Regions from separate parts of the Homo sapiens genome. Here region 2 is linked to region 1. A link is a loop called in an ENCODE intact Hi-C map of the cell type or tissue named here. Cell type or tissue: dorsolateral prefrontal cortex. All regions are shown on one strand.

What was found. Hi-C counts contacts between places; a loop is a spot of excess contacts. Peaks named below come from ENCODE experiments on the same cell type or tissue, not always from the same donor. Only the 100,000 strongest peaks of a DNase experiment are listed, where the experiment ranks them.
Region 2: a loop joins it to region 1, with 3 times the contacts of the local background. A loop is called at or near these places in 3 of 110 quality-filtered maps.

What each region holds. Positions count from the first base shown.
Region 1 is chr18:56,040,746-56,048,745 of GRCh38, forward strand. The region is part of intron 6 of LINC03069 (long intergenic non-protein coding RNA 3069); the gene reads right to left. LINC01905 (long intergenic non-protein coding RNA 1905) reads left to right here and starts at 1,533. Exons shown (of 3, transcript NR_146511.1): 1 at 1,533-1,599. In dorsolateral prefrontal cortex, no CTCF peak of the experiment used is centred here; a DNase peak (open chromatin) is centred at 3,086; H3K4me3 peaks cover 653 bases; H3K27ac peaks cover 3,906 bases.
Region 2 is chr18:56,384,867-56,392,866 of GRCh38, forward strand. No RefSeq gene overlaps it. Among named protein-coding and RNA genes, the nearest start is that of LINC03069, 200 kb to the left of the region's middle. In dorsolateral prefrontal cortex, a CTCF peak has its summit at 4,517; a DNase peak (open chromatin) is centred at 4,552; H3K27ac peaks cover 1,045 bases.

The DNA.
Region 1 (8,000 bases):
AAATGAACACTTGAAGTATGTGGCTACTCTCTTAATAGGCATAATGCAAAACTTCTATTTTTTTATTGAATCATCTACTTTTTTTCTATATTGACTGGATCTCCAATAGTGTGTAAAACCTACAGAAAAATAAACAGGTGAATTAGAGTAACCATCAGGTTTAACTAAGATGCTAAAATTAAAATGTTTTTCTGGGAAGATATGAAGTTAAAAATACGCTACATATTTTTAAAGTACCCATAGCCTACTGAGCACTGCACTTGAAGAATGCTTAATATCATGAAGTTGCCAAATGATACAAACAAAAGTAATGTTTGAGAAGGATGGGAATAAAATGGCAGGAAGAAGGGGAGGACAGGGTCAGAAAAGAAGCAGACAGAAAAGGACAGATTGGATTATATGCCTCTAGAGCAGTGATTCCCAGCTGTCTGACTTTGGACCACTACTAGCCTATGAACATTCACTAGCCTGCTGCTAAAAGAAATAAAAGTTTGGAGAAGGAAAACCTTTTTCTCTACTTTCTTAAGTTCAGTACCTGGAGGCCTGTGAATTAAACTTACAAAAGACAAGTTAATAGGAGAAAAAGAACACAGTTTGTATTAATATTTACACCCATGAGAGTTCACATACAAAAAGATAAAATGCAAACAAGTGATTAGACTTGGGGGCTTATACACCATTTTAACAAAGGAAAGGAGCGTGAGCATCAAGTGACATTAAGTTGTGGAGAAGTGACTAGGAAACATGGGGAGGAACTAATGGAAGATAAGATTTTAGTAAGATCTGTTTATGTAAACTCACCTTAATGTTAACTCTGGTCTTTCATGTTAAGAGCTGCTATTCTTTCTCTTGGGTAAGAGAGAACCTTCTTCAAAGGGAAATTTATGTACAGCTTTTTAGGCAGAAAAGGAGAGGACAGTAAACTCTTCCTGCATTTCTTGATTCTTAATTGGCTTCAGCTCACAATAATCCTTATGCCAAAGTGGCATATTTGAGGGTGAGATATTCTGATCTCCTTCAGAATATAATACTCTGTTTTAAAAAATGATGATACATACTTTCAGTTAACTTAGCTGTCTTTTAGTCTCAGAGTTTGTTTTCTACATTTTCAGCTTTTAAAAAAACTTTCTGTCATGGAAACGTGTTTGTAATCAGTGGTATTCTTTTTCTCTAATGTCTCTACTAGGCAAGGTAAAACCCTGGTGACTTTAATACATTCCTTTGATTGATTTTATTTTATTTTATTTTTTGTTTCAATAGTCCATGATTTCTCAAACAGTTGGTGCAATAGTTTAAATGTTTGTCCTCTCCCTAACACACGTTAAAATTTAATTGCCATTGTCACAGTATTAAGAGGAAGGACCTTTAAGAAGTGATTAGGCCATGGTGGTTCTTCCCTCATGAATAGATCAATGCTATTATCGTGGAAGTGGGCTTGTTATTGCAGGAGTAGGTTCCTTACAAAAGGATGAGTTCAGCCTCCTTTTGCCTCTTTCTCTCCCTCATTCTCTTTTTGCCCTTCTTTCATGGGATGATGCAGCAAGAAGGCCCTTGCCAGATGCCAGCAACTTGATATTGAACTTCTCATCCTCCAGAATGGTGAGCCAATAAATTCCTGTTCATTATGAATTACTCAGCCTGTGGTATTCTAACAGCACAAAATGGATGAAGGCACCTGGAAACAGTGTTCTAAGGCAGTGCCTCCAGAGGAAATATTAATAATAGCCATCTTTATTGAGTCCTTGCTATGCTTCAGACAATATGCAGAGAGTTCCGTGTATTCTCTTTAACATTAATACTGATCCTAACAGATAGACAGTGTTGTCCTGATTTAATAAATGAAGAAAGCAACTTAACAGAAGTTAAGTTGCTTGCCCATGGTGACATAACCATAGGATGACCTTATCATCTACCATTTAAACTGTACACATTTTAAAGTGAAAGACGGCAATATTAACAATTACACCAGGATAACAGATACAGCAAGGTCTTTCCAGGACAACATAGACCATAGAGTCATCCTACAGAACTACTGTATAAGCCAGAATTTAAATCAGATTGCATCTAAAGCCCATAATGCTCTTCCCATGTTTTAAGCTGCCTCTGGAAGTTTCTGTATTTAAATAAAAAAATAAAGAGATCTATTTTGAAGAAACTGAATTCATAGAACTTTATGATACCAAGATACACAAAATAATAATTCAGTCAACAATCCAAGATGATTTGTACCACAGGACGTCTACCACCAATGGTGGTTTTATGAGTGGTGTAAGGATGAAAAGGAGATAATGTGTGTGGGACACGGGCTTGTATCAGAGCTATGTGTTAATGCCTGCTCTTAAGAGAGGAATTCATTTTCCATATGCAGAAGTTAAATGAGTGTAATGGTTTTGTGAGATTCTGACTTCATCTAATGGTGCAGCCAGGACAAAGATAGGGAGAGATTCCCTGGTGGTGAGTTACAGCAGCCAGCAACACAACCCCAGAAATGGGTCTGAGACTAAAAGAGTCTAGCACTATCAAAAAGAAATAGAAAGTCTGGCAATTATTTGCCTTGAATAGGAGCCCTAATATATACTGTAGTTAATAGTGTGTTCTTAACTTTCCCTCTGTTATCTGTGAAAAATGCAGGCAAAAACTGTGTGTCCCAAATAGATCAAGATGATTGTTGGGAACAGAGCTTAATTCCACTAAATCAAAATGATGCCTCATCACTTCCATCTCCCCAATGTTGTAATGAATGAGTGCCATTAAACTTTGAGGTCTACTCCCAATTCTCCCACCTGCACTGTGACCTATAACTTTTTAATTTTGAGAGAAAGGCTCTTCCCTTGCCAGAAAGTGCTTTCTGTTTGTGAAAGAGTATGTAAAACAGCACCAGGTGAAGAATGACTTTTTCACCCAGTCTTGAAACCATCACAAAGAGACAAATTTTGCTGCTTTTGCTTCGTGTGTGAATTTTTTTTTTTCTACACAGCTCTATTCATTGCCTAAAACAATGGGGCCAGTGTTGGCCAGCAAAGAATAGTGCTATTCATGCGCCCTGTACCCTGCACAGTGCCTACACTTGTTAGTCTTGGCTGCCCTGTGAGGCTGGCTGCTGGCAAGAAAGTCGGGTCTATGTTGTTGGATGGTGTAGCAGATCAGAGAACGAACACTGGCAGCCAGATTCCCAGATAACCTCAGCTCCTCTAGAAAACTCTTGTTGACATAAGCCTGTGCTTTGAGGGGTGTCTTGGAATTCCAAGAACTTGGGCCAGGTGTGAGGCCAGGTGGTTGTGGTCCCATTCCAGCCATTCCCATCCTCCTGCTACAACCAAAGCAATTTCGTTAGGGGTCAAATGCCTGGTTTAGGAATCAGACACCTGACTTGAATTCTGGCTCCAGGGCTGACTGGCAATAGGACCATAAGCAAGTCTCTTAACTTCTCTGAATCTCTATTCCATCATCTATAGAGAGGGCATATCAATGCCACCTACCTCATGGGGTATCGTGAAATTCAATGACATAGTATTATGCTATGATTTACATGGAATAAATGTTAGCTATTATTGTCATTAATAAGAGACTGATGTAGTGATTACTGTCACTAATGAAAGATTGGTTTAGGGCATCCTCTCTCGGTAGAAAATTAACCACTGTGAAATCATGGGCAACATCATTGAAGTGATGAGTGACTGGAGGGAGGGGAGAAAGAGGACAAGCCTCAGAACCAGGCTGTGCTTGTAGTGCCAAAGTAAAATGTTTTACACAGGGAAGAAAGTGTACACTGGCAGAGGCCACTCTGTTTGTCTCAAGGATTGAACAGAAGACTAATTTGCTTTCATGTGGCTTATTCCAAAGGACAGTTCCATAAATGTATGCTAGAGATGGTCTCATCAGCCTCTTCTCTAGCTCTCCAACCTAGAGTGAGTGCAGCAGAAAACCTGGACCCTATCCTTAATGTGTGTGTGTGTGTGTGTGTGTGTGTGTGTGTGTGTGTGTGTTTTAAGTGAGAAAGTCTCATAGCTCCTGTTTGATTTCTGTGGGGAAGCAAACTGCCAAATTCAGGCAACCTGTGGAAAACTTGCAGAGGCTCTGGTAGATTCTGGGATCGTCAAGGGCAGGATGCCTGCCTACCGTTCTCTAGAATCACCCCAGTGCAGAGCCTGGCAGACTGCTGGAATTGAAATGTGTTATCAAGATTAGTGCTGCAAAGGAACTGCAATTCCAAATCAAATAAAGTCTAAGAGGGATGTAGGGCTGGAAAGAGACCATCTTTCAAGTTCTTTCCAACCCAAGATGTTGTGATTTTTGAAGCTTTCCTTGCAATAGATGTTGTTTAACTACCTTGTGTCTTCTGTGAAGTTGCCACCATGAAAGCTGGACATGTTTGGCACCCACTTCCCTTGGCACAGTTTATATACTTGTACACTTGTTATAGTATCAGCGCTCTAGATTCTGTTAATGCATGACAGGAAGCATAAAGAGTACTAATCACAAGGGCAATTTTCCAGGTTGTATGTACTATAGAGAAAAGATCATATATACTTGGTAATTATCTTTTCTCCATAGCACATATAACCTGGAAAATATATACTTGGTAATTTAAAATGTATACTTGGTAATTTTAGACATTTTAACCATTACTTCTATGAACAGCAGACTTCACTTGTTATAATCACATAATTAGAAGACATTATTGCAGTTCATAAATGAAATTAATTATAATTTTAATTAAATTTTCAAAGGACAATCTAATAAAAGTAGGATTGATTAGAAAATTATCAATGAATTTACAGATTCATTTAAGACATTTATCTCTGTCACTTTTAAATTTCATTGAAATCTGTTAAAAGTGATGGTAGGTATGCCCACAGTAAGATTTCAATAGTCACCATATTGTTTCAAGAGGTAAACAATACCTAAGATGTGTCTTGGTATCTTTCACTGAGTAGTGAATTTTATCAGTCAACTCCTTTGAACATTGTCTTGAAATAAATTGACAGAAAAATATGACCTGTCCAGCGTTCATTTTGAAATCAAAGTCTTGTCTATTTGGCCAGTTACATTTTTCTTGAAAATGGATTTGGATTTCAGATCAAATGTGTGGCTGAGATAAATTTATTGATGGCCTATTTGAGGGTCATTCATGAAACTGATATAGAGCAATTCTAAGTCCTAGCAGAAGCTGAAAAATGTGTGCAACATTTGTGTCTAAAATAAAAGCTTTGGGGCAGGAAGAAGACCTAGTACACATGCTGGATCTGTTGCTTACAAAATGTGGTTAATATTATTTACATTAGACCCACTTTAGTGGTAGCAGCAAAACCTGCGTAGTTTTCATAGTGTTTGATAATTTTCATTTCACAAATGGAAATGACATCATCAAGAAGGAGGGCCTGTAAATCATGCATTCATTCATTCACTCATTCATTTATTCCACGAATACAAAGCTAGACCCTCTATGCAGGATTTGGTTATAAAAGTTATGAAATAGAGTGATACAGTCAGCAGATCCATTCAACTCTACCCTCAAAGTAAATCCAGGATGCAACCCCTTCTTCTCACCACCTCTGCACTTGCTATTCCAGTCTACAGTGTTTTATCTGCCTAAACAATTGCATTAGCTTGCTAGTTTGCCACTCTGCTTCCACTCTTGTTACAACATAGCAACCGGAGATAGTCTTTTTTTTTTCCTTTTGAGACAGAGGTTTGCTCTGTCGTGCAGGCTGGAGTGCAGTGGCAGAGATAGTCTTTTGAAATGTAAGCAAGATCATTTAAACCTTTCAGTGGCATCAAACCTCACTCATAATAATATCCCAGAGTCTTTCCAGAGGCTGGAAAGTCCTTGTGTCATGCTGCCTGGCCCCGTCTCTGAGCCAACTGCCCACTCTGCTCTCATTCCCTCCTTCCCAAACCCAGTGCATACTTCACTGAAGGTGTCTGTGTCCTTCTCCAAAGATACAACCAAGGCTTGCTCACTTATCCCACTCAGGTTTCCAGTCAAGTCATCAGAACTGAGAGGCCTTCCTGGCCCACCTTTTCTCATTTAGGCCCTCTTCCTTACATAGTTCTCCTTCCTCTCACCACTTTTTTTTCCAGAGCATTTATCATCACTTATATGTATTATTCACACTGTATATTTGTTTATTTTCTGTCTTCCCTGTCTAGAATGTAAGCTTTGGGAGAGCAGTGGCTTTGTGTATTTTATGTATTGCTGTATCCTTAGGGCTCAATAAATATTTGTTAATAAATGAAGGAATCATCCTGCTCTGATCCTTTTAATTTTACCTGGAAAGAAAGAAAGGCAACAAATAATTCCAATAAAGCATGGTAAGAGTTATCATAGGAGAAGCAAAGAGTCATGGGAACAGTAAGAAGAACTAATTGGTTTTCTGGAGGAGGTACTGTTTCAGTTGAGACCTGAGGGGTGAAGTAAGCCCAGGAAGAGAGTTCCAGGAAGGAGCAACAACACCTTCCTCTTTCCCTCCCTTCCCCACCTCCTTCCCTCCCTTCCTCCCTCCTCCATCCCTCTTTTTCTCCCTTCCTTCCTTTTTTTTTGTTCCTCTTTCTTTCTCTCTATTTATTTTATTTAGTTGTAGTCATATCTTCTTGTTCTTGTCATTTTAATTCTTGAGGATGTGATGTGTGCTTCTGGGAATAATTTGGATTGGATAATTTGAACAAGTTCACCTAGGCAAGGTAGGAAAAGTATTTATAAACATGTTAAATATACAGCTGAGTCCTTAATGAAATAAGGAGAGTAAGAGAATCCTCAACCCAAATTAGAAGTACTAAACAAGTGTGACATTGCTGTTATCCTGGGGTGGGGAGGAGCTGAAAATGAGTGCCCAACCCAGGATTATGCAACACAGGAAGACATAATCCATGATGAATGACAGTTATCCGATACAAAAAATAAACAAAAGGATTAGAACCCAAAGAGTTTCAAGTAATAGATTATTAGAGGGATATTATAAAATAATATGTTAAAAATGATTAAAGAAAAAAATTAACAAGTCAGAAAAGCATAAGACATATGAGTAAGAAATAGGAAGCTTTGAAAATAACAATTAAATTTCTAAAATTGAAAAATATAAACATGGAAGGGAAAAGCACAATGGATAGTTTAACCAGATATTCAACATTCAAACAGTTGAATAAAGATTTTCCTAAAGGGTAGCAGAGAGCAATTAAATATTTAAAAGTGGTTAATACACATTGAGGGGAGAAAGAGTGTTTTAATGAGAGTGCCTGAAGGAAAGAATAGAAGAGGAGGAAATATGTGAAGAGATAAGACCTAGAGTTCTCCAGATTTTTTTGTTTGATGGGGTGGGGGTCAGGGGCAGGGTGGACAGTGTCTTACTCTGTTGCCCAGGCTGGAGTGCAGTGTTGCAATCTTGGCTCTCTGTAACCTGTGCCTTCCAGGCTCAAGCGATCCTCCTGCCTCATCCCCTGGAGTAGCTGCGATTACCAGCACCCACCACCATGCCTGGCTATTTTTTGTATTTTTAGTAGAAACAGGGTTTCACCATGTTGGCCAAGCTGGTCTCAAACTCCTGACCTCAAGTGATCCACCCGCCTCAGCCTCCGGAAGTGCTGGGATTATGTGAGCCCCTGCACCTGGCCAAATCCTCCAGATTTGATGAAACACATGAAACGTCAGGATTTGGAGGCCCAAGTGAGATAAGACAACACACAGATACATCTTATGGAAATACCAGAGACCAATATAAAATCTTAAGAGGAAGAAGAAAGAAAGAAAAGACAACCTGTAACAGAACAACCACACTAACTGTAACCTTCTCAGTAATGACAGAAAAAACCAGAAGACAACAGAATAATATCTTCAAAGGGGTAGGGGAAATAACTGTAAACCTATATTTTTATACCCAACCACACTATCATTCATAAATAAGAGTGAAATAAAGAGATTTAGCAGATAAAGGCTGAGTGCTTACCACTATCAGAGCCATGTTGGGAGCAGAAAATAAGGTATATCCATGTGCAATCATAAT
Region 2 (8,000 bases), 340 kb after region 1:
GGAATTTTCTGGTGAAAATAATAATGACACTGATCCAGAAAGTCAGCTGAAAAGCAGGATACAGGCTGGTAATATTGCAAAATTGCACATGGGAGGACCTGAGCTCTGGGCCCCAGAGAGTGCTGTGGCTCAGGAGGTAGGACCACATGGGAGACCACACCCTAGAGGAAGATGGGATCTGGACATGGGACTGGCTGTGACCGTAGGGTACATTCTGGTTCTGGGGAAAGACCCAGTCCCTAAAAGATGCATCTTCCCTCTACCACTGGACTAATAAGGATCATTCTCCAGCTAAGAGAAAACAATCTGATCGGTTCAGCTAACCTGATTTAGACAAGGATTATTCTCAGAGAAGCACATGATGTTAAGGGAAGTGCAAGAAATAAGAGAAAGAGAAGCCAAGTTGGAGAGCTCCTCAGAGGACATGGCAGAGGCAAACAAGATACAGAGAACAGATAGATTGGGAGAATCACCAAGGAAATCTGATGCTTATTTCAAGACTGAGGTTAAATGTAAAATATGGCCAGAAGGACCTTGTCATAGCAAGATGATGCCTCTCTTCTACCATAATAGTTTCCAAGCTTTGTAACCTGGGCTAGGAGCCACATATTCTTAAAACCATGGTATGTGCTACATCCTTCCACCAGAAATTGATGTGCCAAACAATTTCTCCTTGAGGAGCGATGAGGTCATTAGGTTTCTCATTATAGTAATTAGCATAAAACTGAGAAAATCATCAAGATAATTCAGGGTTTTCTTTAAGCACTTTTGGCTACTAGCTAGATACAACAAACAAAAATAATTTTAGGTAGAAATTTCTGAGTATTTGTCTTATGTCTTCATTGTTACTTGACATAACATATACACACAAAATAAAGGTAACTGGAAAGTAAGATTCAGATTATAAAATCTTGACCAGGCACAGTGGCTCATGCCTGTAATCCCAGCACTTTGGGAGGCCAAAACAGGAGAATCACTTGAGCCTATGAGTTCAAGACCAGCCTGGGCAATATAGTGAGATCTCATCTCTACAAAAAAAAATTTTTTTTAATTAGCCAGGCGTGATGGTGTGTGCCTATAGTTCCAGCTACTCAAGAGGCTGAGGTGGGAGGATCGCTTGAGCCAGGAGGCAGAGGTTGCAGCAAGCCAGGATCACACCACAGCACTCCAGCCTGGGCAAGAGAGAGAAAGATTCTGTCTCAAATAAAGAAAGGAAAGAAAAGAAAATCTAGGGTTTTTCTCTCTCTTCCTCCCATAAACCATGTTCATTAAAATAGCATTTTCTTATTAATGATTTTTAAATTTTGTTTGGCTGTAAAGTATTCTCCATTTTTGTGTGTGCCACCCTGAGAGAATGACACAATGACCTCAAGAACTATCTCAACTTCCTCAAAACTATGTTAATTTTTCTGCATTTCAGGTATTTTTCTTCCATCTATTTAGCACTTTAGTAGAGGGAGTTCATGGTTTCAGCAGGGAAGGTCGGAGAATCAAATGGATGGCTTCGGAGTGTGATCACACAAGATCATCAGTCATAATATCAAGGACCTATTATAGCTGACTCACAGAATTAAATTATTAGGAAGCCAGATCTTTGATACGTTATCCTTTCCACAGCAAGCTTAGCACTCCTTTTATTGATTCTTTCAACAAATAGTTATTGAGCATCTTCCATGTGTAAAACCTCTGCTTGGCACTTTGGGATGGGGAGTGAGCGAGGGGGGCGCAGAAGATCAAAACAAATAAGACACAGAGCCTGACACTTAAACGTTTACAATCTAGTAAGGGAAATAAGTCCAGCACATAAATATAATGAATAAAAAATGAGAGAGAGAGATAGATAGATAGAGAGAGAGATAGAGAGAGAGAGAGAGAGAGAGAGAGAATGGCTGTGGCATTTATGGAAAGGAAAGATGGCCTTCTGTAAAGCTGGGGTTGAGAATCAAATCTGTATTCTCTTCAAATATATAGATTTGAGCTCAACCTTAATATGTGGTTGCAACTTTGGTAAGCAGAGTTAGGAAGAGAAGAGAATTAATTTTATAAAGAAAATCCAACATTTTAAAAATAGCCTTATATGAGGAAAGGCAGGATCATGTCCAGCATTACAGAAAGTTTAAACTCAGAAGTCTCTTATTAACTCTCCACCACTTTGAAAACCACAGCTCTCTTAACACACCCAAAACTGTTATCTTGTGCATTAGTTGTGAGACTATCCACTTATTGGTTCCATCTGGGTATCTAAAATGAAATCAGAAGGCTCTAGACAGACTCTCTTCAGTTCTCTTCTGATTAGTGTTCCCCTGGGCTTTTCTTCCCAAAATAAAGTTAAGTGCATTTAAGTTTCTAGGATCTTCTTTACATCCTTTTGAAAATGCAGAGTAAATATTATGTTGGCTTCTTTCTGCAGTCAATTAATGTATCTTTCTTGCCAATGTCATAAATATAACTTTTTTCAGTTGATGCTTTTCTTATTGCATACATATGCTATTGATAATTACTTGTTTTTGAGTTCTTAACCATTTGTGCATGGAAATACATCTGAGGTTTAAATGTTAAGACTATTACATTACTAAATGCCTTATTTTATAAGTGAATAGGCCATCACAAGCCCTATTCCATGCATTAAAATTGTACTCACCAAAGGAATCCATCTACCATACTGAAATCCTAAAACAATCAGGCATTCTTGTAGGAAAGTTAATACAACAGCCTCTGTGCCTTCTCTGTAATCAATTTCCTACAGCTTCTGTATGATGGCAGCTTAGGAAATTTTCTGGTTTTACTTTCTATGTTTAGATAAAATAATGATGACTCAATTAAAGATGCCCAATCTTAAAAATGAATTGGAAGGAGGTCCTGTTTGGGCCTAGAATAAATGACTATGGCAGTCTTCTATGGAACTATGAGGGGCAAAGAGAGTAGGGAGGGGCAGAACAGGCAATGGGATGAATCACTGCACAGACATAAGGTTCCCCATATTAAAACACGCATGCTTGTCTCTGTCTCTTGTTATTGCAATGAAAGGCGGACTGTTTGTCTTGGTATATAGGTCAATCATGCATTCTCTACTAGATTCCCCTCCATGGAAAGTGGAGAATACAGTTGGTTTAAGTGTGAACATTGCTTTTTTAAAAAGGGCACTTGAGATTTCGAGCTTAATGAGCTGTTTCCTATAAATCTGGGGTTATGTTTGCAAGCATCTCCTCAGCTTCTTCTGTTGAGGTCCGTCAGCCCACAGAGCACTTGACTGGACAGCGGGATGGACAGTTTTCATCTGCCATCACCCCGGAATGAGTGGTCCAGTTGCCATGCACACCTGCTTGCCTTATAAAATGTGCTACAGTTACAGCTAAAACAAATTGCCCATAATAAAAATAACAATAATGATAATAGTAATAATAATTAACTTCTGCTCCATTCCAGGATCCCAACCTCTCACACCTTTAATGAGCCAATGTGCTCATTTCTTAAACCTAAATTGTATCAGGATATTTTTAGAAGTATGTTGCCTAACAGGTTTTAGTTGGGAGGCATTTTGCCTGTTTATTTGGCCTCATCTTTGTAACATTAGTACTCAGCTTAATGAATTAAGAGAAGCCAATGGATGAAGCCACAGGAAATAAACTCAAACCTCTTTAATTTAGATTTATTAGGAGATCTGAATGACCTTTCTTGAAATCTTAATTATAAAATACTAACTATATTATTTTTAGCTGTAATAAATTATTGCCAAATAAAGATCTTCTGACAATAAATACATATTTGTATTACACATAATTTTCCCATTAAGTTATTCAAATATAAGAATGATCCTAGAAGATTGTTACGTTATTATTCTTAAATAGGCTCAAGCCTGTGGTCAAACTAGTTGCCAGTGTTCATTTCCTTAGTGAACACTCAGGAAGGCATTTCCGTGAAGTACTTAATTACACGTGCTTGCTTGCCTTACTCTTAAAAAGAACGTCAGAATTATTTTGACCCAGCACCGTCCAACAGAAGTAGCCATATATGTCATTTTAAATTTTCCAATATCCACAATGGAAAATAAAAGAAACCAGTAAAATGGATTTTAATGATATGTTTTATCTAACCAACATTTTCAAAATATTGTTATTTCAATATATAATCTGTGTGAAAATTATTGAGATAGTTATGACTTTTTTGCTGTACTATGGCTTCAAAATGCAGTTTGCATTTGTCACTTACAGCACCTCTTAGTTTGGACCAGGCTCACATCAAGTGCTCAGGAGTCACTTGTAGCTAGCAGCTACTGAATGGGACAACACAGTTCAAAATAATTACAGTACTTATCATAGCTTTTCCTTCCAACTACTTATATATGTATTCCTAGCTTTGAACTTAAACTTCCGGAATTACTGTCCAACGAAACAAAACAGAGCCAAACTAAAAAAAAGGAAAACAAGGGAAGAAAGAAGATGTCTCTGGTCCAAATTTCTTAACGTGGCTTACAAAGAGTTTCAAGGCCTGGCCTCTGCCACCCTCTACAGCCTCATCGACACTCCTGCCAAACAGAAATTCTTCTCCTTCTCCAAATGCCCTGTGCTCCTGCCTCAGTCTTCGCTGTGTGAAAGACTATTTCCACTTCTGCCTTCCTGCTGGCTCCTCATTCTTCCAGTCTCAGCCTAGACACTCTTTCAGAACTGCCTGGACTCTGTATGTCGCTGAACCCGCCAATGGCCGCAGCATTTATACATTTTAGGGCTGCATGATTTTGGCTTTTTAAACCTTTCAAGTCTTCCTTTCTAGACTTCAAACTGCACAATGTCAAGAACCACATCATTTTTTAAAATTATTGCTTTCCAGTCCTTAGCACATTGCTTGACTCATTAAGAGTGCTTGCTAAATTTTGTTCAATGAATAATGAATGAACTGACAGGAGAGAAAAAATATGAACACTGAAACTCAAGACAATCGTCTCCTCTCCTATCCCCAGCCTCTCATTAGGTGATTGAGAAGTTGATTCCTGTGTCATGTGAGACACGATCTGGGGGTCCCAGCATCTCCTGATATATACCAGTTACCTGAACTGCTTGATGTAAACTGTATTCTGCTGATGGATAACCCTGCTTGATTCTGCAGCCTCCTAGTCATACACTGGTTAAGTGATTAATTCATTCTAGAGATAGACAAAAGGACATCTAAATTCAATGGATTATTAAACTCCTTGGGATTCTTTAGAAGGAAAGGGTTTATATCTATTCAACCCACTTTGCTTCCCGGAGATTTTTAAAATGTAATGCAATAAAAAGCAACACATCAAATTTGGGTTTTAGTTTTTTGTGGTTGAAGGCCCCCACTTTCTAGTCCCATGCCTATCTCATATCCACCAAAATTCTTCCCATTCTCCACTGCGTTAATCAAATCACTAAGTTTGCGATTTCCCCAAAGCATCCTATGCTTTTTATGTCTTTGCTCCTTGATTTTCCTCCTCCTAGAAGGATTTTCCTCAATACCATCTGTCAAATCCTTCATCCTCATTCAGTGCCAGCCAAAGACCACATCTGCTAAGAAATGTTTCTCTCATTTCCCAATTAAAGCTACTTTTTCCTCTTCCAAACTTCCCATTGTGCTTTATGCCACTAAGAGGCCAAAATCCCATTCTGATTTGTGTTATGTACTTGTCTCACTTTGTTATTTCCCTTGCCAGACTTTAAGTCCCTGGCAATGGCCATGATGTTTGCATTGTTGCATATCCTCATCCCACCTAGCATGATGTCTTACCCAGAATAGTTGCTCAACAAATATTTGCGGAAGAAAAAGATGCATCAAATTTCTCTTAAATCCAGAAAATAGAACTACATATTATTATAAAAGTCTTTGACAAGATTTTTCCAGCAGTCACCAGTGGCTAATCCTAAACCTAAACCTTAGGTCGAAAACAGCTTACAAAGTATCTGGCCATAATCCCAGTATACACAGACAGTTGTGTTTTCCAAAAGATGGATCTTTTCTTTTCATTCTTAACTGCTTTAATGTGCTCCGTAATAAAGATGTGGTTGTTTAAGCTCTGCATCTCAGTACTGCATGCTCTTGGATCAGATACAAAGCCCCTTTAGAACTCAGTTTTCTCATTTGTCAAATTAAAGGGTTGAACTAACTGATTTCTACTGTCCCTTTCAGATTATAAAAACCAATAATTTTTTTTGAGCACTCCTTTTTGGCCTAGGTTAAAATAGGATGGGTGGAGATAACTCAGTATTTCAGTAAAAATGCAATAACCAGAGAGGATAAAAAATAATGAGCATCCATATTCGCCATCAGTTTCAGGCATTCACAGACGCAAGCAGCAATCTCACTCATGAAATGTAGGCGTAAACGGTGTTCCTCTTTGGTATATATAGGCAAAGTTTTTACTTTAAACTATATGAGTACAATGCCAAGAATTTGAAGGTGGAAGAGATTCTGGGTTGGTTATCTTACACTATTCCTCTCAAGAGATGGTTTCCCAATGCATTAGGAGAATTCTTCCTTAATGCATCTCTCCATCATGGTATCTTCGTGAAAAGTCAGAGAGTAGAAAGAATGATAATGTACACAATAGGGCATTGCCAAAAGTTTAGAACCAAAATTTAAGTTTTGATTTATTTTCACAGTTATTTGGAGGGTGGGGGTAGAGGAGAAGTGCTGTACGGTCGCTGTTGGTTTTTTTAAACAAACCTAATCTGAATGCCCCTTGTTTGTGGCTGCATATTGTTTAATATTCACTATACACCTTCTGCAAACAATATGCAAGACAGGGCCCTTGCTCTTTTGGAACTCAGAGAGAATTCAGGGAGGAAAGGAGGAGATAGAATCTACATTATGTAAATAAAATAATCTCTAATGAAAACATTTTCCTTGAGGTGTGAACAAATGTATTAACTCCCAATTTTGTGATACAGCAATCAATTGCTTTCCAGCCCTAAAACCTACTGTTATAACAGCCTTAGAAAGACTTCTGGATTTGGGATTTAAGAATTTCTCTGCCCTTTCCTATACTTCACAGGACGGATTGCAAGCTCTTTCCCTAAGCCCCCTTCACAAGCAGCCCTGAATCAACAGTATGGGAGTCCAGGCATAAGACAGGCCCTTATTCTGCCCACTGAATTCACTTTTTTTTTTTTTTTTTTATCAGCAGGGATAACAAGAGTCTTTTTTCCTTCTTTCTCAACTCAGTCCCTGCTGGTCAAATATTGCTGATGTGTGGACCTTGTCAAAGCCTTTGGGAATTATCATTATTATCAGTCATGATGTTAATGGGCTGTCATCATTGGCTGAAGTTCTTATTCTAGATGCTTTGTTTACTCAGCTAACAAAAAGGCAGCTTGGAATTAAAAAAGGAAACGTGCCAAGCAATTAATCCATAACTTGGTTGGAATGCTTTGGGGACTTTCTAACATTTCTTTTATTGAATTTTTGTTTAAGTGCAGTATCCTTTTTTCCTCTGAAATTTCATTCTGGAGTTTTTTATTACATGCCATTTCTGCAGGAGGCACATTGAGCCATTGGGACCTTCTGGGTAAATATCACGTGTTTTAAAATATTTATCAATAATGAGGCTGCTTGCTCACACATTCCCTGAAAATGCCAGGCTATGAAGCCAATTCATTGCACAGGTTTTAAAAAGATATCAAAATGCTCATGCCATAAATATTTTTGTTACACGACACTTTTCAACTGCATACCAAGACAACAACCACAAAAATAATAATAATAATCCTTCAGTTAGAAGGATGAAAAAACAGCTAAACCTATAGACTATAAATACAGAAATTTTTTAAATGTTAGCAGTATAATAGACAGTGTGGAAATCTCTCTATGGAGAGATAGTTGAAGTCATTTATTAAGCATATATCCTAGTTACACTTCATAATTTTCTTAAGAGAGTACCAGTTCTATCCTTTGGTTGATTGATTGCCAAAACATATGAATCTGTCCTTAACTGATTGCACAAAAAAAAACTCACTGTATAATTTTTCCAGAGAACATTACCTTGG